7 separate regions of the Homo sapiens genome follow, and all the other regions are linked to region 4. Evidence: chromatin loops called from intact Hi-C (ENCODE). Cell type or tissue: OCI-LY7. All regions are shown on one strand. Region 1 overlaps UBE2N (ubiquitin conjugating enzyme E2 N). Region 2 overlaps NUDT4 (nudix hydrolase 4). Region 3 overlaps LOC643339 (a long non-coding RNA gene). Region 4 has its middle 3.3 kb from the start of LINC02413. Region 5 overlaps LOC643339 (a long non-coding RNA gene). Region 6 overlaps MRPL42 (mitochondrial ribosomal protein L42). Region 7 overlaps EEA1 (early endosome antigen 1).

The links. A loop is a pair of places that touch in the nucleus more often than their neighbours do. Peaks named below come from ENCODE experiments on the same cell type or tissue, not always from the same donor. Only the 100,000 strongest peaks of a DNase experiment are listed, where the experiment ranks them.
Region 1: it touches region 4 in a loop (7-fold over the local background); 67 of 110 quality-filtered maps call a loop at or near these places.
Region 2: it touches region 4 in a loop (5-fold over the local background); 85 of 110 quality-filtered maps call a loop at or near these places.
Region 3: a loop joins it to region 4, with 8 times the contacts of the local background. A loop is called at or near these places in 10 of 110 quality-filtered maps.
Region 5: a loop joins it to region 4, with 2.5 times the contacts of the local background. A loop is called at or near these places in 9 of 110 quality-filtered maps.
Region 6: a loop joins it to region 4, with 7 times the contacts of the local background. A loop is called at or near these places in 9 of 110 quality-filtered maps.
Region 7: it touches region 4 in a loop (9-fold over the local background); 31 of 110 quality-filtered maps call a loop at or near these places.

Annotation. Positions count from the first base shown.
Region 1 is chr12:93,417,864-93,421,863 of GRCh38, reverse strand. All of the region lies in intron 1 of UBE2N (ubiquitin conjugating enzyme E2 N), which reads left to right. Among named protein-coding and RNA genes, the nearest start is that of UBE2N, 22 kb to the left of the region's middle. In OCI-LY7, a CTCF peak has its summit at 2,230 (motif pointing right); a DNase peak (open chromatin) is centred at 2,253.
Region 2 is chr12:93,395,116-93,399,115 of GRCh38, reverse strand. NUDT4 (nudix hydrolase 4) reads right to left here. Exons shown (of 5, transcript NM_019094.6): 3 at 3,583-3,627; 4 at 261-345. Among named protein-coding and RNA genes, the nearest start is that of NUDT4, 19 kb to the right of the region's middle. In OCI-LY7, a CTCF peak has its summit at 2,148 (motif pointing right); a DNase peak (open chromatin) is centred at 2,165.
Region 3 is chr12:93,095,872-93,099,871 of GRCh38, reverse strand. The region is part of intron 3 of LOC643339 (a long non-coding RNA gene); the gene reads left to right. LOC105369908 (a long non-coding RNA gene) reads right to left here. Exons shown (of 4, transcript NR_188219.1): 2 at 3,636-3,757; 3 at 469-539. Among named protein-coding and RNA genes, the nearest start is that of LINC02412, 76 kb to the left of the region's middle. RefSeq lists an enhancer at 1,290-1,539. In OCI-LY7, a CTCF peak has its summit at 1,674 (motif pointing left); a DNase peak (open chromatin) is centred at 1,621.
Region 4 is chr12:92,985,487-92,989,486 of GRCh38, reverse strand. No RefSeq gene overlaps it. Among named protein-coding and RNA genes, the nearest start is that of LINC02413, 3.3 kb to the left of the region's middle. RefSeq lists an enhancer at 1,198-1,247. In OCI-LY7, CTCF peaks have their summits at 1,811 and 2,012 (motif pointing left); DNase peaks (open chromatin) are centred at 1,266 and 1,986; H3K4me3 peaks cover 1,052 bases; H3K27ac peaks cover 1,996 bases.
Region 5 is chr12:93,075,824-93,079,823 of GRCh38, reverse strand. All of the region lies in intron 3 of LOC643339 (a long non-coding RNA gene), which reads left to right. Among named protein-coding and RNA genes, the nearest start is that of LINC02413, 87 kb to the right of the region's middle. In OCI-LY7, no CTCF peak of the experiment used is centred here; no DNase peak of the experiment used is centred here.
Region 6 is chr12:93,500,975-93,504,974 of GRCh38, reverse strand. MRPL42 (mitochondrial ribosomal protein L42) reads right to left here. Exons shown (of 6, transcript NM_014050.4): 6 at 1-3,799. The coding sequence ends at 3,754. Among named protein-coding and RNA genes, the nearest start is that of MRPL42, 35 kb to the right of the region's middle. In OCI-LY7, CTCF peaks have their summits at 1,549 and 1,775 (motif pointing left); a DNase peak (open chromatin) is centred at 1,744.
Region 7 is chr12:92,783,124-92,787,123 of GRCh38, reverse strand. All of the region lies in intron 22 of EEA1 (early endosome antigen 1), which reads left to right. Among named protein-coding and RNA genes, the nearest start is that of PLEKHG7, 82 kb to the right of the region's middle. In OCI-LY7, a CTCF peak has its summit at 1,843 (motif pointing left); a DNase peak (open chromatin) is centred at 1,823.

The DNA.
Region 1 (4,000 bases), 430 kb before region 4:
ACAAAATAGCAATGAGTAAACATTTGTAAGTAAATTTATATTTCAAAGTCACGAAACATTTTAGAGCATGTTGATCTCATGCACTATCAAAGATAGGCAAAATGGTTTACCATCTGATAATTCCAAGTCAAAATAGTATATACCAATTTTTCAATCAAATCAGTTTTTTTCCTATTTTTATCTTAATAAGACTATACTTTTCTGGTTACCAGTTCAAAAAGAAAAAAAAATTTATGACATTATGGCTTAAATTTACCTTTTTCATGAAGCACCACTTCACGATTATGAAGGGTTGAAAATAGCCCTTTTAACTCCCGTGCTGTTTACTGTCCCTGCCAAACATTAGACATTTACTGCTTATGTAGTTAATTGTCTTTATTGTATACCATCAAGATTAGGAAACATGGGCCGGGCCCGGCAGATCACGAGGTCAGGAGATCGAGACCATCCTGGCTAACACGGTGAAACTCCGTCTCTACTAAAAATACAAAAAATTTAGCTGGGCGAGGTGGTGGGTGCCTGTAGTCCCAGCTACTCTGGAGGCTGAGGCAGGAGAATGGTGTGAACCCGGGAGGTGGAGCTTGCAGTGAGCTGAGATTGTATCACTGCACTCCAGCCTGGGTGACAGAGTGAGAATCTGTCCCCCCAGCCCCCCCAAAAAAAAAAGAAAGAAAAAGATTAAGAAACACATCCTGAAACCAGACTGAATAGAGCCCAGCAGCTTGGATTTGAATCTTCACTCTGTCATTCACTAGCTTTGGTCGATTACTCTTTGTTTCTCAGTTGTAAAATGAGTATGAGGATTAAATGAGCTAATACATATGTAGCACTTAAGTCAGTATTTGGCATAGTTTGTTCTTAACTGTTACCCGAGATTTTCTTTTATTGATTCTCTGTATATCTGGGACAGTGCTTGATAATTGCATGTGGTCCCTGCTTTTATGGGGCTTACAGACTGGTGGGGAGGAAAATATACACAGACTATAATACAACCTGATGTGTTTAGTGGGCAGAAGAATTGGGGAGGCAAGATAGACAAGAAATAAAGGAATTCAGCTTAACAGTTTTTCTTCTTGGTGGGACAATTTGTTAGTAGGATTATTCTGATTTTTGTCCATTGTCATTGTCAGTGATTGGAATAATCTTAAATGCTGTTCCTGAGATGGAATTTACCAATGAACACAGCAGATACAGTATTCCTCATCAGCTCTGGGTGGTACCTAAGCATTGCAGATGTTCGTTCACCAAGCAAGCATTTATTTAGAATTTACCACCATTTACTAGCTGGGGTTCCTCTCTTCAAATAGTTTAGGGTCTGAGAAGTAAACCAGCAGTTATTGTGCGTAGTTACAGTAAGTGGAGAGGTGGTAATGAACAGGAAACTGGAAGTACAAGGGAGAAACTTTTAGACTAATTCAGACCTGAGATACATTCTGATGTATCTCAGATTATATATACTTTGACTTTCAGAAGTCCCTCCAGCTCCCAAGTCTCCATTCCTTTTCACTGAGCTTCACAGAAATATTGATCTGGTCTAGGTTTGAGGGAAAAAATTAGGATGTAGAGATTTCTAGCCCAAGTCATCTGGCCCCATCTGTTCATTATTACTTCAAGTGGAATAGAGAGTACTTACCTATTTGTTACCTATCAACCCATAAATAAAGCTTTTCCCAAAAAAGGAATACTCTGGTCTAAAGTACTCTGAGATTTAGTCTTTGGTACGCAGAATCTTAGAAATAGATTTTTCTTCCGTTTTTCCTTCTCTGAATCTGCCACCTAAGAAATTTTGAGATTTAAATATGTGGGAGTAGAAGGGAAAAGAAAGAACAAGGGAGGGGTGTGTCTTGAGAATCATTATTCTCCATTTGACTTTAGGATAGGCATTTTCAGGAAATTCTCATGGACCCAGTTAGCTTATCTGGGGGAGTCTAAGTGGTTAGGAGCAAGATAGGCACAAGAGGTGAAAGCAGAAAGGGAATACAAAATTGTCTTAGCTTTGCTTGGTTTGCTTTTATTAGTTTTCTTAAGCTATTTTCATTTTATTTACTGTTGGAATCTATAGGTCTTTTTCAAGGACGTGTTTAGGTAGGTGCTAACTTTGGTTTGGTTTTACCAAAGCAAGGAGTGATCATATAATGTAAGTTTAAAAAGCTTAGCAAACTTGGGTACAGTAACTTTTAAGAGCATCAGTTTTTTCATTTGCAAAGGAAAGGTGGTGAAATAAGTAGATGATGTCTTATGTCCACTAGGGGGTAGTGTGTACTGTAAAAATTAAAATAGTTCCTCAGTGAACTCTTTACTTCATCATTCAGTTAGCTTGTTTGAATTAATTTTTGTTCATTTAATGTGTTTTGAAATTGCCATAAATTTTTTTCAAACACAATCTTGTGAGTGTAGCAAACAGCAACTGTTGTTACATGCATTTCTGTTATTAGTGATGTCAAATGTTCTGACATTACTTTTTTTTTTTTTTGAGACGGAGTTTCACTCTTGTTGCCCAGGCTGAAGTGCAGTGGCACGATCTCGGCTCACTGCAACCTCCGTCTCCCAGGTTCAAGTGATTCTCCTGCCTCAGCCTCCCGAGTAGCTGGGATTACAGGCATGCAGCACGAGGCCTGGCTAATTTTATATTTTTAGTAGAGACAGGGTTTCTCCATGTTGGTCTCGAACTCCTGACCTCAGGTGATCTGCCCGCCTCGGCCTCCCAAAGTGCTGGGATTATAGGCATGAGACACCACGCCCGGCCTGACATTACTTTTTGTATAGAATTTTTTGAGGGGAAAATAGTGATGCTTTAAAGTTTCTGTACAAAATTTTACCTATTATATGAAATAAATTAAATTATTCATAATGACCAGGCAGTAACATTATAACATGATTGTCTTGTGTTTCACTCTCCAGACTAATTTGGGAGCCACTAATCATTCCATGTGGCTGTTGAGTAGTTGAAATATGACTAGTTTAAATTAACATGTGCTACAAGTGTAATTTGCACAGTGGGCATTGAAGGCTATGATAAAAGATAAAATACATCATTAATTTCATACTGATTTCATGTTGAAATAATATTTTGAATACATTTTTAGATAAAATATATTAAAATTAATTTTACTTGTTTCTTTTTACTTTTTTATTTGGCTACTAGAAAATTTTTAAATACTTACGTGGCTTGTATTATATTTCTGTTGGATAGCAGTGCTGTGGAGAAAAGTACTCATCAGCCATTTTTATCTTAGTGTATCTCTAGGTGGCCTTATGATTTGTAAGGAAGTAGTGTAATGGGGAGCTTGAGCAAAACTTTGGTTCTATTTCTAATCCCAGCTAGAAAATAGGCAGTCAGTTTTACTATAATGAGACATTATATGTTTCTAAGAATGTTATGTTATACAAAATCATGTAGTAAAATTCACAGGGCTTACAGATAAAATGAAGCAAGGGGTATGCACTTGAAAATGTCCATTGATGATAATTAACTTTTTGTTTTGTTTTGTTTTGTTTTTAAGAGACAAGGTCTCACTATCGCCCAGGCTGGGGTGCAGTGGTATGATCACAGCTAACTGTAACCTTGAACTCCTGGGCTCAGGCAGTACTCCCACCTCAACCTCCCAAGTACGCTAGGACTATAGTCATATGCCAGCATGCCCAGCTAATTTTTTTAGTTTTTTGGTTTGCAGAGATGGGGTCTTGCTATGTTGCCCAGGCTGGTGGTAACATTTTTTAAATGCTCACTTATTGGGCCAAGTGTGGTGGCTCACGTCTGTCATCCCATTGCTTTGGGAGGCCAGGGCGGGAAGATTGCTTGAGGCAGGAGACCAGCCTGGGCAACATAGAGAAACCCATCTCTACAAAAAAAGTGATAAATAAAAATGCCCACTTATATATATAGAGGGTGAACTTGCAGATTCTCATAAGTAACTTACAGTTGTGTACATAATGAAGAATTGACTTGCTTTATTAGTGATCCCAAAAAAGGAGCCCGTTTGTTTTATCTTACAAATTT
Region 2 (4,000 bases), 410 kb before region 4:
AATGTCCACTTACTCCCCGATAAATGACTTAGACAACAATATGTTGGGGAATAATTAAGATGAATATGCATCTCTACATTTGAATTATCTTCCCTGCTCTAAATGAAAAGTGACCAAAAAAAAAAAAATCTAGGATGGAAACTGGACACAGGAATATAAGCAAAGAGTATTCAGATAACAAAAGGGAACTTACCTATATTAACAGAATCTTCCCAATCTTCTGTTAGAACAGAGTATTCAGATAACAAAAGGGAACTTACCAATATTAACAGAATCTTCCCAATCTTCTAATATTTCAGTGACTGTTAGAACATAAACATATGTTCTGTGCTTTCGGTCTTGGTTCTGCTTGAATATAAAAAGAAATGCATTTTAATCTACAGGAGCTAGCCATGGACACATTTTCCAAGGGAAAAAAATTAGTCTGGCATACTGCTGATTAGCATAGCGTATTTCCCAGCACAGGCAAGTATATTCAGTTGTACAGTCCAACACAAAAGTGACTTTATATAAGACAAAACATTTAAAAGTTAAACAGAAGACTAGAACTAGAGCTTCATCATTACTGGTGGTGAAATTGGCTCTCAATACTACTTTTTTTGTAGAAGTCTGGAGATGTTGCCCAGGCTGGTCCACTCCTGCCCTCAAGGGAACCTCCTGCTTTGGCCTTCCCAAAAACTGAGCTTACAGGTATGAGGACCCAGCCTCCAGTACTAAACTTTAAACACTTATTTCTATATATCTGATGTTCTTTTCTTTTTTTTTTTTTTTTTTTTTGAGACAGGGAGTCTCGCTTTGTTGCCCAGGAGTACAGTGGCGTGATCTCAGCTCCCCCACAATCTCTGCCTCCCAGGTTCAAGTGATTCTCCTGCCTCAGCCTCCCGAGTAGCTGGAATTACAGGTGCACGCCACCACGCCTGGCTAATTTTTGTATTTTTAGTACAGACGGGGTTTCACCATGTTGGTCAGGATGGTCTTAAACCCTGACCTCATGATCCACCCACCTCGGCCTCCCAAAGTGCTGGGATTACAGGTGTGAGCCACCTTACCTGGCCTATCTGATGTTATTTTCATAAAGAAAATCTTAAGAGTTGAATGCAATCTTATTAAAATAATAGACCTGCATTCCCATAGTTTTTATCCTATCCCCTCTTCCCTGGGGCTAATCCTGACAACCTTTCAATGACATGGAAAACTGCTTCCTTTAGGACCTTTGTAAGAGCAAACAGCACCAGTTCCTTTAAGCACTCCTCCTGCAGGCCTATCAAGGTGCACATAAAGAATAGCCCATGGCCTGGAGCAGAAGCTCACGTCTGTAATCCCAGTACTTTGGGAGGCCAAGGCGGGCAGATCACTTGAGGTCAGGAGTTCGAGCCCAGCCTGTCCAACATGGTGAAACCCCGTCTCTACTAAAAATACGAAAATATTAGCCGGGCGTGGTTGTATGCCTGTAATTCAGCTACTTGGGAGGCTGAAGTGAAGGATCGCTTGAGCCCAGGAGGCGGACGTGGCGATGAGCCCAGATCATGCCACTGCACTAAAGCCTGGATGACAGAATGATACCCCATCTAAAAAAAAAAAACATAAATTAAATAAAACAGGCAACTGAGCTTGTTTCTGGGTTAAAAATTAAACAAGTTGGCCTTCCTTCATCCTGATTAAAGTTAGCCTTCTTTGCCATAGTCCACGACTTTAGATAATTGTCCTGATTTTGGCCACAAACAACCTGAAAAATCTACTCAAAACAGTGGGTTTTTACAGCTGGGAAGGATTATCTTTTTATATCTGAGAAGGAATAAAAACAACAATAAATTAGAGGCAACTGTCAATTAACACATCATTCATTATTTTTAAGAATCAGTTGTTTTATTTCTATGTCTCACAAATCAGTACATTTATTATGCTATATTCACAAATTCACAAAAATCACTGGGATGAATGGGCAGGGCAATCCAATTTTCCCTTATATTTTCTAAGGGGAAAGGTATTTTTTGATTGACGTGTGCTGTTAAACAGTATTTGTAAAGCACTTAATACTGTTACCTTCCCATATTATTTAAGCTTTATTTATAATGTGAGACATTTTCTTCAAACACCTTGTCAGCATATTGACAAATGTGTTATTTGTAAAAACCTCAGTATGTTTTTCAGTTTAACCAGGAGATGGTGCTATTTAACTGGGTGAAGCAACTGCTGAATTCTGGAAAAGACTGAATTCTACTTGAACGACTTTTCTCTTTGTTTTTTGAGATGGAGTGCCGCTCTGCAACCTCCACCTCCCGGGTTCAAGCCATTCTGCCTCAGCCTCCCAAGTAGCTGGGACTACAGGCGTGCGTCACCATGCCCGGCTAATTTTTGTATTTTTAGTAGAGACAGGGTTTCACCATATTGGCCAAGCTGGTCTTGAATTCCTGACCTAGTGATCCTCCTGCCTTGGCCAACCCAAAGTTCTGGGATTACAGGCATGAGCCACCACGCCCGGCCAACTTTACTCTTAATTACTGTATTCCGGTAAAAGTCATCATCAATTCTACCAAGTGCTACAAAATCGGGATTTTTTCTGAATTCCTAAGGCTTAAAAATAAAATTTATATGGTTCTACTATAAAGGCTGTACTAACCTATAAACAGCACCCTGAAAAAAGGAAAGTGACCATGTTTCTGGTATACTGTGTATCTAGGTCTGAATCTTGGATGAAGATACATCTGGACCTCCTTTCTCCCTGGCTTCCAGAGACTGCCTATCACATTCAAATTCCCTCCCTGAAAATTCTATTCTGCCTTCAGTAATAAGAGAATATATGAAAGAGAATTCTATTCTTTTAGCATCTGTTCTATGTACCTGAGATTTATATCTTCGTACAATCCTTTAAGTCACTAGGTGTATCATATAATATTTGCTAAGGGCAATGGGGACATTTCCAGATAAAACACATGAGACCTAAGCTCTTAGGTCATACTAAAAATATTGTACCTCCTAAAAGATCTATACCCTAAACAGTCTACAGTGGATTAAGATAAACATTTCAGTATCAGCTCCACTGTATTTTCAAACAGAAGTAATCACTACCATAATAATGCTATATAAAAGTGATGGCAGCCGGGCACAGTGGCTCACGCCTGTAATCCCAGCACTTTGGGAGGCCGAGGTGGGCGGATCACTAGGTCAAGAGATGGAGACCATCCTGGCCAACATGGTGAAACCCCATCTCTATTAAAAATACAAAACTTAGCTGGGCGTGGTGGCGCGTGCCTGTAGTCCCAACTACTTGGGAGGACGAGGCAGGAGAATTGCTTGAATCTGGGAGGCAGAGGTTGTAGTAAGCCAAGATTGCACCACTGAACTCCAGCCTGGCGACAGAGCGAGACTCTGTCTTAAAAAAAATTAATTAAAAATAAATAAATAAAAGTGGTGGCATATGAAAAAGTGGCTTTTACTTCCCTCCCTACCTAATCCTGGACTGACTGCCTACTGCTAGTCTGAGAGAAATGTCTGGTTCAGGCTGCTGCCACATTATTTGGTTGGTTAGGAAGAAATCATTAATTCTATTATCAGCAAAGTGAAGATTACTTTTTAACTCACCTCAAATATGCCCAGAAGTCTGCCTAGTTTTCCTTTGACTCCAGCCTATTAAAAAAAGATGAAATATAAAATGTTTACCTTTTTATAACAAAATGTATATAAATACAAGTTACACTCTGGCTATTTACTTAAATCTAATTAAATACAATACCCCTCCCCATACCAACTCACTATCTTCCTGCTTCTGTGAAGTTTTTATTGTCATTTACTTCATCAGCGGCAAGGACTGATCAAAAATTAGTATTTCTGGCTGGGCGCTGTGGCTCATGTCTGTAATCCCAGCACTTTGGGAGGCCGAGGCAGAAGGATCACTTGAGGTCAGGAGTTCGAGACCAGCCTGGCCAACATGGTGAAACCCTGTCCCTACTAAAAATACAAAAATTAAGGCCAGGTGTAGTGGCTCACGCCTGTAATCCCA
Region 3 (4,000 bases), 110 kb before region 4:
ATCTGGCCAATAGTAGACCCACAAGACATGTTTGTTGAATGAATGAATAAACATAGCATCTATAATGGGCTAATGAAGGTACTGTAGTATACATTTGATGGAAGAGGCAGTGTGGAAGAGACTGACATGGCTTGTCAGAAGGACAATGAGTACCAACAAAGTAACATGGAAATGTTACGGGAAGGCAACGAGAACACAGAGAAGCCACAATTAAAATAATAGTTCGGTAAAACAGAAAGTCACAACTAAAGACTGAGAGACCGAGTTTCTTTGTGAACAAACAGTGAAGCCTCTTCTTCTTGTTAAGGAAATCCTCCATCATCACTGACGTTTCTTTCTTGAGTTAAAATGTTTTCGTCTCTGTTTCAAAATAGTCCCTTTATTTCTATGCTATATTTTGAGCATATTTTTATCTTTCCGGGAAGACAGTGGGTGAGAAAAATGTTCTTTCTAGAGAAAACTACTCACCTTTTCTCATTTGTTCATTAAAAGCAGGATTTTTAAAGTGATATATCCAGGCCATCCCATAATAGATTTCCCTGGAAGCAAGTATGCAAATGAAAGTTTGAGGTGAAGTCAGTTCTTGAGTCCCACAAGCTCTAATGTTCTTATAAATATTTCACTACACTCTAATAAAATCTCTCTGTTTTCCTAGGATGGATGATAACATAAGTTCCTCACCACTTGCAGCAACTTCTCTGAGATCATGAAAGAAATTAAGCCTTGATACATTGACGGCTGCTATTAAAGAGCTAGCTTCAAAACCATCAATTACCCTCAGCCCCACCTTAGAAGTATTAAGTGAAAGCCATCAGGCAGATTTATAATTAGAGATTGAAAATGCTGACCAGGGAGCTCACAGGGCCTTTCAAAATGCTGTCGGGAACTTGCTCAATTTTACAAGGCTATTGGAAGAACATAATTAAAGTCAACAAGGGGGCAAGAAACTTTAAGAATTTCAAGGTGGGAGAAGGGTAGCAGCTAGAAATCATTTTGATGAGAGGATTGTCCCCAAAGTTCTCCTGTGAGAACTTCAAGGAAAACTGCTAGAACGTCAGGTTAAATGACAATAGAGTTTCCTTTTGTATCAAACCTTATAGATGCGGAGTTAAGAAGCTTAATTCCACTGTGTAGAAGAGCAGAACACTAGTGCCCATGTGGGAGTTATTTCCTGGTTTGAAGAATTAGAAAGCAGGGTCCAAGCACATGCTTATGAAGTTGTGGAAAATTTGCTACGACTTAATAAGGTGGTGTGGTTTCCATTTCTGTCACCTTGAATAAGAGGCTTGTGATTTTTCAGCACATGAGGTTTGTAACACACAACTGTGTATGGAAGACCTACTCTGTGCCAGGCACCATAATGGTATGGGAAGACAAAGACCAGCTTTGCCCTCATGGAGCTCTGGTTCTAATGAAAGAAGGAAAACAAGTCCATGGGAAAGTGATTGAGATGAATGAAGGGTGTTTGGGATCAGAGGAGAAGGGCAAGTATAGCAAGAGATGTTTCTGTTTGTGTGGAGAGTGCTATGTCCGTGGTACACCAGAGGCTGTGCAGACTGGTTGAGGACTTCCTCTTCTGGATGGTAAGGCTGAGCAGAGGCAACAGAAAGGCACTAAGGAGAAAAATGGCTTCCCTTTAGTTTTACCTCCTTTCCTTTTCAGTGGCGCCCTCTAGTGGAAGTGGCAAAGAGCCAAGGGAAGCTTAAATATGTAACTGACTTCTTTTTATTTTATTTTTTTTTTTTTTAATTATTATTATTATACTTTAAGTTTTAGGGTACATGTGCACAATGTGCAGGTTAGTTACATATGTATACATGTGCCATGCTGGTGTGCTGCACCCATAGTAACTGACTTCTAAAACATACATTCACTGACAAAATGATGGTGAACAATTCGTTCTGTGTAAGTAAGACGTAGGCATCTCCATATTGTAACACTGGAGAGGAGAAAAACCAAAGCCAACATAGAGCCCTTGATATCCCCTCGGTAGTCAGGACCTAGGGGTTTACAGTAAGGAGCAGCAGGCAACAACATTAACCTTCTAACAGCAAGCTATCAAAATGAACTTGAAATAATGCACTTAGTTCCATGTAGTCCTTAACCTCCCTGTGAGAAACCTGCACATGCCTTGCTTCCTAATTCTTCTTCTGGAGCTCAGGGCCAGGATTGGTAGTGCTGCATATAGAGCTGTGTTGGGAAGAACTGTAAGACTCAATGAAGGAAGAGTGTAGTGATCAATTAGTGATGTCTGCCAAGAGTATGGGAAGGGATGGGGACAGCACATGTGCTATGTATTTGCCAACCCTGAACTGGGGCATATTTTCAGTAAGCTGTCTCTGCCATGGAACTGTAGTGTACAAAGCTAACTAGTATTAATGAATACTAGTTACTAGTACTAGTATTCACTTGTAACTTCTCCAGCATGAGATAATAGTGCCTTTGCTGACCTTCAGTGAAAATTTTCACAGACTTTACCAGTAATTTTCATAGATGACAGACACACTTTGGTAGATATTAATAGTCTGGGGATTAGATACTAGGCTGGTGCAAAAGTAATTGCTGTTTTTGCCATTGCTTTTAATGGCAAAAACTGCAATTACTTTTGCACCAAATAGATACACTCCACTGTGGAAGAGAGATAGTTCGTTTGGATTTTTCATATCTAGAGGATATATGCTTCAAGACCTTTAAATTCTCCATGTTGATACACAACAAATATCCTTCTCATTGCTAATCTGATTCCTTGTTTCTGGGAAGGAAGAATCCTGGTTAATGAATACCAATATCATTGTTACTGGGAAGATATTCCATCAGTAGGATAATGATAGTATCTCCTTGATAATAAGTTGACATTTTGGGTTACATGCCAATTCTTGGTAACCGTAAATTATAAAGAGACTGATCATTCTTGCAAGTTTGGTTAGCTAAGTTTCTCAGTTTGTTTACCCACCACGGGGCTCCCTCCTCCAAGAATACTCTCTCTTTTAGAGCGCTCACTTCAGCAGTCATAGGAGTTGGCTTGCTTGCTTGTTGGGGTTGAAAGTTAATCAATGTTCCTAACAGCATTGATAACAAAGCTGGTCACCGCTGCTCTTAATGGTAGGCAATCTTATAGCTGGTAGCAGAAATGATTCAATTACACTGTCAGTAATACATCTTTTTTTTTTTTTTTCATTTATTTTTAGTAGAGACAGGGTTTTGCCATGTTGCCTAGGCTGGTCACAAACTCCTAGGCTCAAGCAATCCACTAGCCTCGGCCTCCCAAAGTGCTGGGATTAGAGGGGTGAGCCACCTCACTCAGCCAATATATCTTTTTTGATAAATTTTTTTAGTGCATAAACTTTCTAGGTTAAAGATATGATTCAGGAAGGGTCAGATTTGGGGCCCAGTCTAAATTTTGTTATTGGTGAATTTTAGTGGCCTCTCAAAAACATTTACAATGAGTAAACGTTATTAATGTTAGAAGTTAATTACCAGCTGGGCTCAGTGGCTCACGCCTGTAATCCCAACACTTTGGGAGGCCGAGGCAGGTGGATCACCTGAGGTCAGGAGTTCAAGACCAGCTTGGCCAACATGGTGAAACCCCATCTCTATTAAAACTACAAAAATTAGCCAGGCATGGTGGCACGTACCTGTAATCCCAGCTACTAGTGGGGCTGAGGCAGGAGGATCTCTTGAACCTGGGAGGCGGAAGTTGCAGTGAGCCGAGATGGTGCCACTGCACTCCAGCCTGGGCGACAGAGTGAGACTCCATCTCAAAAAAAAAAAAAAAAAAAGAAGTTAATTACCTATTTGTGTTTAGCAGCATGGTAAATAAAAAGAAGTATTTAAGACAAATAACTTCATAATCTGAAGTATATAATTTAGTTGGGGACATAAAAGATTTAAAATAATAATACAAGATAGCATATACTTTATTACTTTTGTGGGCTGGAGCTGCTCCTACTGGCTTGCAAAAGCCAATTGCTAAGTTTTCCAGTTTTGTGAGCTGGTTATT
Region 4 (4,000 bases):
ACAGTATTGGAAATATTTATTTTAATCAATTACCACCATTGAAAAAAAATCAGGAGACTTTACGTAAATCTTTTGGCTTCTCTTAAGAAACAGGATCCGGAAACATTGTTTCCACCTCCTTGTAAGGTGACAGCACTCATAACTGGCCTGCTTTGCTCATTTTCGTGACCTGCCTGGGTTTTGGCTTTATGTTAACCCTAACCCCTGGCAGAGAGTGCACAGTTCTCTCTCATATAGTTGTTATGAGGTCCAAATAAAATAGTGTATAAAGTAGCTCCCAGTAAGAACTGAATCATTATTACTTCTCCCTTTTTAGTTGCTGAAATTCAGGTTTGTGAGCTTACGTTGACTTTTAAGCATCTAAATAGATTTTCCATTTTACATAGATGAATAATGATTAAAAATAGCAAAAGTAGGATTAGATGAACACCTGGGATGAAGCAAATCCTTAAAGGAAAATAATATGATCTCAGGATCTTGAAAACATGTTTGCAAGATACATTTTTCCTTGAGATTAAAATCTTAGACTTTTGTTATCTCTTCCAAATGAACCATTTAATCAATGAGACAGTTTATTGGACAAATAGATGTTTTCCTTGCACTGTGCCAAAAAACAGATTTGATTGATTTTACAATTAAATTGAGGGAAGTGGCTGATAGTTTTTGCAAACTCATTCCTTGCCCTTTATTGATTTTTGTTTAAAGTTTAGCCATTGAACATTACAATAAAGTAACTAAGCAAGCCACCTTGAACTGACAAAACAAGGGCACTCACTAAGTGAAAACACCACACATAATGATAAGACCTGTCAGAGCACTTATGGATTCTGCATCTGATCACTGGAATATGACGTCTAGAGTACTAGGATTAAGAATCTCAGCCTTGAAGTTAAAAAAAAAAAAAAAAAAAGGACTCTTAACCTTTTCCTGGCACAGTGGCTCATGCCTGTAATTCCAACACTTTGGGAGGCCAAGGCTGGAGGACTGCTTGAGGCCTGGAGTTTAAGACCAGGCTGGGCAACATAGTGAGACCCCTCCCCTTCCCATCTCTACAAAATAATAAATAAATAAATAAATAAATAAATAAATAAATAAATAAATAAATAAAAGAATCCCAGCCTTGAGGTTAGCTTTGGACTATCAAAGCTGCCTCAACTATTGCTCATTTAGAGAGCTCAAAAGCTTTTTTAAGAACTCGCTTATTTGTTTCATTTCCTCTTCTGAAGATTTTTTTTGCAGATCCAGACTTTGAAGAGGCTCCTCCCTCCTGCCAGGCTCACTTGCCCTTGTCCTTGCTGTGACAAATTACATATTTCAAAACTCTCAAGTAGTGCCCCGCTTCTGTCCCAACGCTACCACCACCATGCATATCCCTTGCTGAACTCTGAAACCAAGACTCAGTTTCAGGAAACACAGCTGTCAGAACACTCCTCCAGTTACAGAGTCTACAGGCATCTCACACTAGGTCTCCAGGTCCCCATGTCCCAGCATGAAGTGGGGGTGGAATGTGGCAGAGGCCTGTCACCTCTCCTCCCTCCAGGGCTGGCAACAACTTCCCCCGACCTGGGTCTTCTGTTTCACAACAGATTCAGTCTTTTCAACTTCTGGATGCCTCTCTTGGTAGCTCACACCTGCAATCCAAGCACTCTGAGGGGCAGAGGATCCTTTGAGCCTCCGAGTTCAAAATCAGGCCAGTCAACATAGTGATACCCCTTCTCTATCAAAAATAAGAACTAAAAAAACTTTTTAAATGGATGCTTCTCTTAGCTTAGCTTCTCTTTGCATTTGAAAAATGATGCCAATTCTTTTCCTCAGGGGACGTCTTTGAATGCCTCTGGCACTTTCACAGATTCCTCCTTTTTTTTTTTTTATGAAGCAAAATGTGGCAATTTAGACGTTTCATTAGTTGTTACTAAGCTGTGTCTCTGCTTGTTTTGTAAACTCTTTCCCAGACCCAGTGGAAAAGCGCATGCACTTCTTTTACTTTTTTGAAGAGAACTAGCACCCTCTGTAGGCCAATCTTGTTTATTAATAGTTTCTAGTGCCAGTGCCTAAGGCAAAAAAATTGCATTTGTCAAACCTATCTATGAAAATCCCTTAAATTATCAGGAAGCATAAAAACCAAGAATTAGTTTCTTTTGTTTCTGTTTTGGTCAGTGTCTCCCTTTTTTGGAGTAGTGGATTTCAACAGGGGAGGGAAGCTTAAATAAAAAGAGAGTCTTTTTCTCTACCTCTCTTTTTGTCTTTTCTGCCACGTGCTTATGTGGAGAAGCTTGTATTCTTCAATTTCCATATAATATATTCATTCACTCAGAAATGTTTATTGAGTCAACTACCTACCAAGCACAATACAGATTCTGATACAGAGAGATCCCTGCTCTCATGGAGCTTACATTCTAATAAGGAAAGAAGATTACCAGCTAGATTTCAAGAAATGCTTCTTCGGAGAATAATAGATACTCTGAGCATAATAAAATGAGAATGGTGTAGAGAGTGATAGGGCAGTGGGGTAAGCTGTATTAAATAGAATAGTCATGGTGGGCCTCCAGAAGGAGGTGATTTTTGGCAGAGATTTGAATGGAGAGGAGCCGGATTCATAAATTCTGTGCTGGGGTGTGACCACAGCAGTCTGGCTTGCCAAATCTACTCCTAATCTCTACATTTACTGCCTCCCACATGTTGTATTTTGGCTACACCTCATTAGTCCCCAAAAAGTAGATTACGAGGTGGGAGGATCACTTAAGGCCAGGAATTTGAGACTAGCCTGGGCAATATAGTGAGACTCCATCTCTAATTTATGAAAGAGAGAGAGAGAGAGAAAGCAAAAAAAAAAAAAAAAAAAAAAAAGGCTGGACATGGTGGCTTCACCTGTGATCCCAACATTTTAGCAGGGGCAAGGCAGGAGGATTGCTTAAGACCAGGAGTTAAAGAACAGCCTAGGCAACATAGTCATACTCTGTCTCTATTATTTATTTATTTATTTTTTGAGATAGAGTCTCGCTCTGTCACCCAGGCTAGAGTGCAATGGTGTGATCTCGGCTCACTGCAACCTCTGCTTCCCGAGTTCAAGCGGTTCTCCTGCCTCAGCCTCCTGAGTAGCTGGGACTACAGGCATGTGCCACCATGCCCAGCTAATTTTTGTATTTTCAGTAGAGACAGGGTTTTGTCATGTCGTCCAGGCTGGTCTTGAACTTCTGACCTCGTCATCTGCCTGCCTCAGCCTCCCAAAGTGCTGGGATTACAGGCATGAGCCACCGCACCTAGCCTCTGTCTCTATTTTATTTAAAAAAAAAAAAAAGAGAGAGAGAGAGATACTAGGTACAATGACTCATGCCTATAATCCTAGCACTTTGGGAAACCAAGGCAAGAGGATCACTTGAGCTCAGAAGTTCAAGCTCAGCCTGGACAACCTAGTGAGACCCCATCTCTATTTTTTTTCAAACTAAAATAAAGAAAATTTTAAAAAAGAAGAAAGAAATTTGTTGTAAGCAAATATTGACAATATTTATTAGAACGTGCTCTGTCTCCCATATACACCAATAAGCCCATAGAGAAATCCAGTCCTGAAACATAAATGGAATATTGCTTTCTGAGAGATACATCAGATGTTTTTTTGTTGTTGTTGTTATTTTTGGTTTTTGGTTTTTGTTTTTTTTTTTTTTTTGAGATGGAGTCTTGCTCTGTCGCCCAGGTTGGAGTGCAATGGTGCCATCTTGGATCACTGCAACCTTTGCCTCTCGAGTTCAAGCAATTCTCCTGCCTCAGCCTCCCGAGTAGCTGGGATTACAGGCATCCACAACCATGCCTGGCTACTTTTTGTATTTCTAGTAGAGACAGGGTTTCACCATGTTGGCCAGGCTGGTCTTGAACTCCTGACCTCAAGAGATCTGCCTGCGTTGGCCTAACAAAGTGCTAGGATTACAGGCATGAGCCACCGTGCCCGGCTGTTTTGTGTTTTTAAACTTTTAAGTTCAGAGCTACATGCGCAGATTTATTATAT
Region 5 (4,000 bases), 90 kb before region 4:
GCCAGAACTTTCTCCACATCCCAAACAGAAACTCTATACTCATTAAACAATAACTCCATTCTCCCCCTCTTCCCCCCAGCCCCTGGTAACCACTATTCCGCTTTCTGTCTGTGGGAATTTGCCTATTCTAGGCACCTCATATAAGTGGAATCGTGCGGTATTGGCCCTTTTGTGTTTGGCTTATTTCATTAACATAATGCTTCCCACGTTCATGGTCATCCTCATTTCATAGGTGAGGAAACTGAGGCGCAGGAACATTAAGGAAGGAAGTGGTGAGCCAGGCAGTCTGGCTCCAGTGCCTGAGTACTTAAGAGCATCATTGTGCTGTTTATCAATGAGCCTTGTGTTCACAGAGTCAATGATGATAGTTTTTCAAAGCATGGGCTGGCTGGATGGCTCTAAGTGCTTCTCAGAGCCTACTAACCCAGAATAAAACAACTTGAAATCCACATTTTCTTTCCTGTGTGGCAAAAGGAAGAGTTTCCCTTTGTCTTCTTGTGTCTGGCTAAAAGAGCAAACTCTTTCCTCTAATTGCAGACTCTTACTTGATTGTTTCTGCAGTCCCTGCCATTCATCCATTTCTATGATGACTCTGCTCCCATCCCCAAGACCAGCTTCCTGGCACTCACTTCAGAGCCACCATTTGGCTGTCTCAGCACTCCCTATTGGGTAAAACTCATCATTCCACTGTGCACAACTCTGTACAATTTGCTCAAAATATTAGTTTTGTGCAGAGCCGCTTTTGACTTGGGAGCCAGAACAATCCATTTTGAAGCCAACGATGCCAGTCTGGCTATTGTTAGGAACGGGGACCCTGGTTAGCACACACCAACCTGCCTCATCCAAAATGAATTCAGGGGCCAGCAGAGATCGAGTCCAAGCTCTTCCCTGACTTTGGGCAGTCAAGCCACAAAGGGCTGGTGCATATTTACCAACAGTCCGCACATGTCTGACTTGTCTTCGCCAAAATCACTGAATTCCAGCATCTCGGAATGCTGGGTGCCAAGAAAAGGCAGGTAGCCATAGTTGTCTTGGATGGCATGACTCAGCAGCAATGGTGCTCTTCAGCAATGAGGTACTGACTTTTAAACACAGGAATAACGTGCCAACACTAAGCTACAAGCGAATTTTTTATATTGGGAATTTGCAAACATAAGGCCCTTTTTGTACCTATCAGACAGTTAAACAAAATTTGCGATACTCTGCTAACAGATTCTCTTTCTTTCAGCGATACAATACATTGCATTACCTTTCTGGTCCCAATTGTCATCAAAGACAAGAAACAATCTAACCAAAATGCTGGCTCCTCCTCCTCTACTGGAGCTTTAATTATTAGTGTTTTGCAGCTCAGTCCTAGCTACATTTTCCTCCTGTGTGATCTTACTCATTTAAATGCCATTTGTACTTGTCAGAACCCACTTGGTTACAAGTAGCAGAAACTAACTCAACTCTGAAGCAAAAATGGGAATTCATTGATTCATGTAATTGTGATGTTAGCTCCAGGACTGACAGCCTCATGGGCCTCAATGCTGCATCAGCACGTGGCCTCTCTCCCTCTGTTACTTGGGTCTTTTTTCCTGTTGTGTTGTGTTGGTCTCATTCTTATTAGGCTACAGTCCCAAGGTGGTTTAAAAAAAAAAAAAAAGGCTCTGGTAGCTCCAAGCTTGCACTGTACCAGTTTAGCAATTCTTCTGTAAAGAACAACTTTTCCTTCCTTATTGTTCCACTAAAAGTCCTTTGGCTAATTCTTATTGAAATGATCTGGGTTATCTGCATAGCCCTGAATAATCACTACGACTGGGTAAATGGCTTGTGCTGACTGTTCAGGCCTGAGACTTCTCCTTACTTCTTGGCTAGAGGAGAATCTGGAACTTTGATTAACAGCCTGTCATGATTCTTAGCCAAGAAGGAGGGATATTTCCCCGAAAGAAAATCAGGATCCTTTTAGCAAAAGATATGGCATATTTTCCCACACAGAACTATACTATGTATATGCTGAAGATTTCCAAATTTCTTTCTTTCTGGTCCAGACCTCACCCCTGAACTATAGGTTCATATATCAAACAGCTTCCTTGACTCGTCTTATGGGCATCTTAATCTCACTGATATGGTTTGGCTCTGTTGTCCCCACACAAATCTCATCTTGAATTGTACTCCCATAATTCCCACATGTTGTGGGAGGGACCCAGTGGGAGATAATTTGATCATGGGGGTGGTTTCCCCCATACTGTTCTCATGGTAGTGAATAAGTCTCACGAGATCTGATGGTTTTATCAGGGGTTTCCGCTTTTACATCTTCCCCATTTTCTCTTGCCGCCACCACGCAAGAAGTGCATTTCACCTCCCACCATGATTCTGAGGCCTCCCCAGCCATGTGGAACTGTAAGTCCAATTAAACCTCTTTTTCTTCCCAGCCTCGGATATGTCTTTATCAGCAGCGTGAAAACAGACTAATACACTTACCCTGTCCAAAATGTATCTCTTGATTATGAGCATCACACCTCTACCCTATCCTATCCCCAACCTGTACTTTCTTTGCTTACAAGCAAGAAGAACTGGCACTGGCTAACTTAGGCAGGCAGAATGTGCTGGAAGGCTTTGGGACTCGCAGAATTGATGGCAGGCTGGAGTCCTGGACTTGGAACTAGGAAGCACAGCAAATGCCTTGCAAAAGAAAAAACTTGTTAGGAGCTCCTGGAGGGACTGAATTTTGTCCTTCTTCAGATTCGCATTCCAGGAAAGGATTACCTGATTGGACTATCTCAATCATGTATGGCCTCTCGGCTTGACTATAACTCATAAGAAAGAGGTGTTCCCGCCGGGCGCAGTGGCTCATGCCTGTAATCCCAGCACTTTGGGAGGCCGAGGTGGGCGGATCACCTGAGGTCAGGAGTTCAAGACCAGCCTGGCCAACATGGTGAAACCCCGTCTCTTTAAAAATACAAAAAAATTAGCCAGATGTGGTGGCGGGCGCCTGTAATCCCAGCTACTTGGGAGGCTAAGGCAGGAGAATTGCTTGAATCCGGGAGGCAGAGTTTGCAGTGAGCCGAGATTGCACCATTGTACTCCAGCCTGGGCGACAGAGCGAAACTCAGCTTCAAAAAAAAAAAAAAAAGGAGGTGGTGTTCCCTAACAAGAAATGGGGGTGCTGTTAGGGAAATGGATGCTAGACATTCAAATACTCAACACATATCCCCTCTACACCCTGTTCTTCCCCCAACTCACTAGATGTCTTCTCCACTTGACACATGGCTCAAGTAAAAAACCTAGCAGTGAGCCTGAGTTCCTCCCCTCCCCTCACCTCCACATCCAAGGTGTCAGCAAACCCCTACAGCTCTGCTTCAAAAAGGTATCCTAACAGTGTCTATTTCTGTCTGTTTCACCTCTACCTCCCTCATCCACACCATGACTTTCTCTCAGCTGGAATTCCATAATGGCCTCCATCTGGTTTCTCTGCCTCCCTTTTTGCTCCATGCAGCAGCTAGGGTGATCATCTCAACAATACAAAACAAGTCCTGTCACCTCTGCTTAAAGCCCTTCATTGATATCTTATTGATCTTGCAATAACATCTAATCACAAGATGGTCCTATGACAAAGTGGTTATGAACCGAGACTCTGAAGCCAAATTGCCTGGGTTCAAATCTACGTTCCACCCCTTAACAACTAGAGCTCCTTGGAAAAGTTATGTAGCCTCTCTGGGCCTCAGTGCCCTCATCTGAAGAGTGGGAATAATAATAGTATTTAATTATAGGGTTGCATAATGATTGAATAACTAACCCATAAAAATTACTTGGAATAGCATCTGACACAAAGTAAGTGCTAAATAAACATTAGCTATTATCATATAAAGACCCATTTGATCTGGTGCCTGTCCTCTCTCTGACTACATCTCCCTCTACTCTCCATTCTTTGTTTCCATGGTCCCACCAGACTGACACCCTGATTTTCTTAGAACATTCCAATTCTTTCTACCTCAACACCTTTACATTGCTCTTCTGT
Region 6 (4,000 bases), 520 kb before region 4:
TGTATTTTATAAAACCATATTCAGATGCCTGTGAAGCAATGAATGTGCTAGGCAATGTTAGGCGGTAGAAACAGTGATACACGTAGTCAGACAGGGTACCTAGAAGTCATGGAGCTTATAGGCTAGTAGGGGATATGGACATTTACCAAATAATCACACAAAAAGATGCCTAATTACAAACTCTGATTAAGTGCTATGGAGAGATATACAGTGTTGCACGTAACAACAGAATCTAAAGAAGTTACATTTTAGGGGGCATATAAACAATGTTGTGCAGGGGAGGTAGAAGAAACACATTATGGTAAAGGGCTGCAAAGGAAATAAGCCCATAATAAGGCCTCTTATAGGTTTAAGCTAGGACCTGAAACTTGTATACTTTATATGCTTTGAAATGAGACATACATTAAAGTGGCTGATCAAATTAAAACATTTTCCAGTCTTTGCCTACTAAATTGATAAAGATTTTTTAAAATTTTAATAGAACTAAAGAGAAAATATTTCTATATACTGATGTTAGGAGTATGCAGTTTAGGCCAGGCATGGAGGCTCACACCTATAATCCCACCCAGCACTTTGGGAGGCCAAGGTGTGTGGACACTTGAGGTCAGGAGTTCGAGACCAGCCTGACCAACATGGTGAAACCCTGTCTCTACTAAAAATGCAAAATTACCTGAGTATGGTGGTGCACACTTGTAATCCCAACTACTTAAGGAGGCTGAGGCAGGAGAATCACTTGAACCCGGGAGGTGGAGGCTGCAGTGAGCCAAGATCGCGCCATTGCATTCCAGCTTGGGCAGAGCAAACCTCCATCTCCAAAACCCAAAAAGTATACAGTTTAAACCACTGACTTTAAAAATGTACATAAACATGGATGCCGGACATGGTGATTCAACGATTGCACTTACAGAAACAAATCTAAGAAAACAGTAATGATCTTGCCAGCTTCTGATGAGATTATAAGAAAAAAAAAAGAAGAAATAAATTTAAAAAAAAAATAAAAAAAGAAAATGGTAATAATCCACCAGGATGTTAATAACAGCATTATTCACAAGATGGAACAGAAACAATGATTTTGTCTAACAGCAGGGAGTTAATTAAATTATGACAAGCCAGATTATAGAATAATATGCACCCATTAAATCAGAGTACTTAATGATACGGAAAAAATTCCTATTAAGTGAAAAAAGCATTACAAAACAGCATATATTATGAGCTCTATTTTTATTTTTGAAATATATTTATGCAGAGAAATACAAAATGTTAACAATATTATCTTAAAAAAAAAAAATAAGGCTGGGCACAGTGGCTCACACCTGTAATCCCATACTTTTGGAGGCCAAGGTGGGTGGATCGCTTTGAGCCCAGGAGTTCAAGACCAGCCTGGGCAACATGGCGAAACCCCGTCTCTATAAAAAAAATTAAAACAATTAGCCAGGCATGGTAGCACACATGTGTAGTCTCAGCAATTCGGGAGGCTGCGGTGGGAGGATTGCTTGAGCCCAGGATATTGAGGTTGCAGTGCAATGTGATTGTGCCACTGCACTCCATCCTGGGCGACACAGCAAGACCTTTTCTTTAAAAAAAAAAAAAAATCAGTTTTTGCTATTGGTCTACTCAGAATATTCCAGCACTTAATTTCACTATTACCATTTATTCTACTAGTCATTCTCAACTAATGAACATCCAAATTCTCTGCTAATTAAGTGCTTTTAAAAGTCACTTTTGGGCGAGATGTTCAAATTAAGCCCTGGGTGAGAGTGCCCTCTGGTGGTTTCCCAATAATGCTTGAACAAGAACTGTGTAGTGAGTTTTTCATGAAGCTAAATGTATTTAAATTAAAGAAGCATCCCACTTTACGAATTTTAAAATGTCTGCAAAACAGACAAATAAGTAGATCTTTCATAAAATGTTACTGATGGTGGATAACAGGTTCTTATCCCTGGGGGACGGGGGAGGAACAGAGGGCAGGTGATGCTGGTGATCACGGACTATGTGCTTATTTAGCAAAATTAAAAATCAGCAACCCATGAAAAGCAAAATCCCAGAAAGCACAGTGTTAATCTATACTTCCAGTAGAATAAAGTCAAAGTTAATTCTCCAAAGCACTGACACATAAGTATGTGGATGTGGGCATCTTGGGTAAATCCTTATTTAGCAGAGCTTTGTACTCGGAAGAGAAGAAAATCTTCATAATCATATTTTGATTTTTCACTTCTTTCTACATTTATAACATAGCTAAGAATTTGTAGAATTTTGGATATAAGTCAACCTGAAAGAAAACCAAACATTTTTCAAGAATACACCATCGACAAAGCTGGTAAATATTTCTGATTTATCAAGTTCAATCAAACTTGTTTTTTTAATCTTTCCAAATGAAATTTATATTAATGGAAAAAGTAAACCACTTAACAGAGGGTCACCATTATTAATTATTTCCTTTACTCTCTATTCCTCACACTTCACTGGCCACTTGAAACTTCTAGAGTTCCTTTATTAAAATAACTAGATCAAACAATAGACTTTGAGAAATTATTTTTCATATCAATTTTACAAATACTGTATCACAAACATTCTACAGTACAAATTTAAATAAAGCAACTTTCTACCTTATTAAAAGATTCTTCACCTCCTAAATAGAAACTGAAGGGGAAGCAATGCTATTAAGGATCATACATAAGCTAATAGAGGCAGCAGAATTATCTATTAACATTTTCCTAACACTATTCTAGTGACCTTAACATTTTAATCACAGAGCTGCAGCTGTTTGCATGTGTTCTAAAGCTAGCATAATCTTTAAGACAGTCAGGAAAAAAAACCTTCAAAACAAATTACATAATATTCTATCTAGAAAAATTTCCAGGAAAGCACATTCTTGGGTGAAAGAAAACCACCCCTTTGTCATTGTGATGCACTAAAAAAAAGCTTTGGAGCCTGATAGTTTGGCTCCTGGCTCTCCCACTTGTTTGGGTAAGGTTCGAGTCACTGTAAAATGTAATTATACTCCCTTTTCAAAGGATTATTTTGAGAATTTAATAAGAATTGATGGAAGGGGCCTAGCAGATAGTAAAACCTGATTAAAATATCACTAATTTAATTATTTCCTAGAAGCCAACTGAAACATCATAACATTTATTTTCTTGGTAGACCTTATGAGTTTATTCTCAAAGGCAATTAAAAAATCTCCTTCAGGAAAGCCATGCACATTTTTATTAATCATATTTATACTACTAACAATGCTTGGCTGATGATTAAAAATACTTAAATCACAGTAGACACACAAAAAGAGATGTTTCTCAACTTATCATAGGGTTACATCCCAATAAACCTACTATCAGTTGAAAATATTGTAAATTGAAAATGCTAGCCTGTCTTAAATATGCTCAGAACACTTACAGTAGCCTACTGTTTAGCAAAATTATCTAACACGAAGCCCGTTTTATAATAAAGTGTTGAATTTCTGATGTAATTTATTGATGTTCTACTGAATATGTATGGCTTTGGCACTATGGAAAAGTCCTAAATTGGAGACCGCACATAAATGAAACACTAAAATAGAAAAAGAAAAAAGAAAATAGGTTTCTCTAAATGAGAATGTCAAATCCAGAATTACTTTATATAAAAGTACACATTCTAATATATGAAAAGATATTTTATCATTATTACTTTACTATATATTACTGAATACACCAGACTGCATTTTCTCAAATGGCAAATGAGGCACATTTCTCTTTGATTCCCCCAGGAACCTCCGCATCATCTGTCTTTTGGAGGATTCAGATTCTTACGACATCTGTGATACCTTGAAAAGAAGAAAATACTTGGAATAAGATGATTTTAATAAAAATTATTCCTGATAAAAATCTAACTTCTATGATTATTTTGCTATTGGAACTATTTTTTTAAAAAATCAATGAAACTACGTATCAGCCATTTCTTAGTAATAAGCCACATTCTCCCATTGTGAAAATTTGTTTTCTTTTCTTTACCTAATCATTTTTTT
Region 7 (4,000 bases), 200 kb after region 4:
GAAAGAATATTAAAATGTTTTATTTAGATAGGGAGCATATATTTTATCCATAGGCTGTTATAAGGAATTATGAAGGAGGTGGGACTTGATTAGGTCCTGAATTTGAATACACAGAGACTCCGGAGAAAGGTCATTTTATTCAGGGGCACATTTGAGAAAAGGTGCCATAGTGAGAATGAATAAAGCAAGCAGACAGTTAACATAATTGCCTTGCTGGCGTACTAGTTTATGTTTGGAATTAAGGTTTAAAAGGTTGGATCTAAATTGTGAAGTATCTTAGATGCCTAGCAAAGATGATTGGATTTTATATTTGAGGGGAAAAAGTGAAAAGTCTAAATAGAGGAGTAAAATGAAGAAAATAGTACTTTAGAAAACAACCTGGTAGTGGTTTGCAGACAGCTTGGATTGGACCTGGGATAGACTAGTGGTGGAGAGATGAGTTAAGAGGTTACTAACTTCCTTTCTCCATAAATTCTAATAGTCGAGGTATGAGTTGATTAGAACTGGGATGAACATTAAAGAGGATGAAATAGAGATTAATGGGAGAGAGAGAAGAAACAAAAGGACTGAACCCATACCTGGCTGCAAGGATTTGACAGAGATAGGAAATTGGGTGAAAGAATTTTCATAGTGCCAGTAGAATATCTATGTATCTATCTATGTATCTATCTGTTTATCTGGAGGTAAAAATTAGCAATAGTTGTTATTAAGAAAAAATACCACACAAGATTTAGGTAGTGTTAAATTATTATTATTTGACCTTACAACACTATTGAAAGTATTGAAAGTCAAGGAAGCTTTGTGGAGGAGTTTGGGCTTAGCCTAAGAACAGTGAGGAACCACTAAAGGGAGTTACTTACATTTGTATTTTAGGCAAATGACTCACTGCAGATTGAGGAATGAGAAACAGGGCTGAATCTGAAGACCAGAAGACTTTGCAGTAGTCTAAGTGCAAGACGATGGTGGTGTGGGCTGGTAATAGCAAGGATGGAGAAAAGTGGATGAATTTGAAGGATATTTAAATGATAGAAGAGATGAAACTTAATGTTTGATTGGAAAAGTCTTATAGAAATCACACTCTTTCCATATGGATGTCATTTACCCAAAGCATAAGCTAGTAACAGGAACCAACATTAAATTAATCAATGTTAATTGATTTGATTGATATTCTTTCATTAAGCCAGCGATTTTTATTATGCTTGAAAGCTATGTTGTGTACTAATAATTTCATACATGAAAGAATAACTCAAATGTAAATATGGGCAAAAAGAGAAAGCTGAGGGACAAGGCTGCCATAGAGTTTTACAACTGTTAAGGGACCTTGGATAGATCCTCTATTCCAAAGCTTGCTTTTGCCAAAGAGAGCAGGCCCAGTGCTTCCTTTTGCAGAGAAGACAGGCCTACTGCTGTACAATAACAGAACCATGGTTAAATCTTAGTTCTGATTCAAAGTCTGCCATTCTTTCATCATTTCACTATAATTTTTTAACAAAATAAAAGATTGGTAAATTTTATATAAAATGCTTTTAAAATGAGAAGTGTATGAACTACTTAAGAAGCTAATTAAAAAAAATAGTCAATTCCTAGGGAAGTTCAGATGATATTTATAGACTAGGATAAGAGATGGCTATCAGTTATTATTTTTCTTTTGCTTCAATGATGTTGGATGGTCTTGTGTATAAGAGAGAGAAGAGGAGAGATTCAGAGCCTTGTAACATGATACCTAACTACTTCAAGGCTATCTACCATGGGTTGACAGTGTAGAGCATGGGCTAACAGTGTATATACCTAGACACCAGTAGAATGGAAGGTAGCCTGGCCTGATCTATGCCTTTAGCCCCATCTGCTGGATTATTTATGAAGTACTTAAGTTTGTTGACTGGATATTTCAGATTGGCTATGCTGTACACCACTCTTTGTTGTCCAGGAAAGGTAGAGGTAGAATTTAACTGTAAAATTTACACCCTGAGTGAAGTGAAAATTCTAGGATAATAGATTTAGAATTAAATATAAATCTTCTTAGCCTAGTACTCTATATCATTTCATCAGAAATCAAGAAAAAACAACTAAAAATATGAAGTTTTTTTTTTTTTTTTAAGAAAGTATGGGAAAACTTGCTGAATAGACAAAAACAACAGCTACCATGGAACACTGCAGAAATCATTTGTTTACTGGGGTGCTATAATGTGATTGGCATAATCAGGGTCAAGGTTGGTATTTGATCCATTTAGGGATTTGCCTATTTCAAGGGGAGTAGATGGGTTAGAGATAGTCCCAACAAAACCATGGAATGGGAGAGAGGGTTCTCCGAGGGAAGAGATGCTGAGCAGAGGAAATAATATGCAATATTATTATAATCTGCAATAAGAAAGATGAAAAGAACATTTAAAATGCATGGCAGTATAAATGTTCATCTATGTCATTGAATGATGTAGATGAAAGTTCAGAGGCAGGGGAAAACATGTCTTGGCATGTTCAGAAAGGATTTCATGGAGCAGTCCAAATTTTGAGCTTGACTTTAAAAAATCAGTCACTGGGTTTTGTGAGTTTAACATTTTATAGGCTGTTATTTAAACCATGGGCTTTTTGGAAATCTTGTGGTTAGAGGTTAGGGTTGCTTTCCAGGCTCTAGCAAGCGTTGGTATTTTTAAACATTAGATCAGGATCTCTATTAACTAATTATAGTTGCTGTAGACTGTTTGAACTGGACTTTGTCAACTTTTCTCCTTTTTTATGTGAAATCACTCTCACCCTTTGTGACATATAGGTCAGTTCCCACATGTGGTATAGAGCCTTCTGTAAACCCCACTCCACAGCATCTCACACTCACTGTTTTTCTGTGCATTTGGCACATAGCGTATACTCTCCTGCCCTGTGTAGCTTCCATTTTACATGGCTGTTCTGCTTTTTGGGCGATGTACTCAACTCCCTTAAGTCAAAGACCAGCTTGTACCCTCCTGTTCTGTCTTAGCAGTGTTCTCAATTAATGGTTAGGTGCTGGATTAGTGAAGAACTAGCTGATGTTAATTCTTCCCTGAAAAAAGCCTCAAGGGGTTTAGTGTTCTACTGGCAGTCATTGAAAATTAAGATTTAATTTATATCAGAAAGACGTAACTGGGTTACTGGTAAGAAGTAAACTTTCAGGAAGCTTAAGAATCCTCATAAATAAGATCTTTATTTATTTATTTCATCTTTCTTTTTTTTTTTACTGAGTACTTGCTGTATACAAGCCTACTCAGCAAGGATCCTTTGCTAAATTACGTTTTCTGCCTCCTTTTCAAAGGAGCTGTATCTCCAGAATAAGAAAGATCAGCTTTTTCCAGATCTGATGGAAGAGATCAGTTGGATCTCTTACCCTGCTGATTCTTCGCAGTAGCAGCTGAGAGTGGCAAGGTTCCTACCATACCCATTATCTACCTGTTACCATATTTATCCCCAACTGAAGTGTCATGAGTGAAAAAGCTTCCCCTTTCCCCAACTTCTTCTTCTCAAAATACTTGGGCTTTAAAACAGTCAACAACTATGGACTATGTTAAATGACAATCACTACTTCTACGATATAGATGAGAAGAGGACAGTGTGCTTTCTCAGGATAGAGCCTCATTCTATGTTTGGCTGAATTTTCTCTTTTTGTTCACTTGATCAGGTTGTCAGCTGTGAAGTTGTTATTATTTTTATTCCATGACAAAATAATCCTTCCTATTTGTTTCAGGAAAAACTCTCTCAAATTGTGTTTTTCCCCTACTCTCACACCACAACAATCATCAACACAGAAGACTTCTGTGACCAAACATATGGGGATTTTCCCACACACACCAAGAAGCAGACACCAACTGTGTGTCTTCCAATTTAATTCTGACAGTATCTCCCTAGAGATAGTATCAAATCCCACAGATTGGGGGCTCAATCCCCAAGACTGCTCCCTACAACTCCAAACACCAATCATTAATCCAGGCTTCCAGAACTTCTGACCAACTAGCTAGTTTCAAGTTGGGGTTTT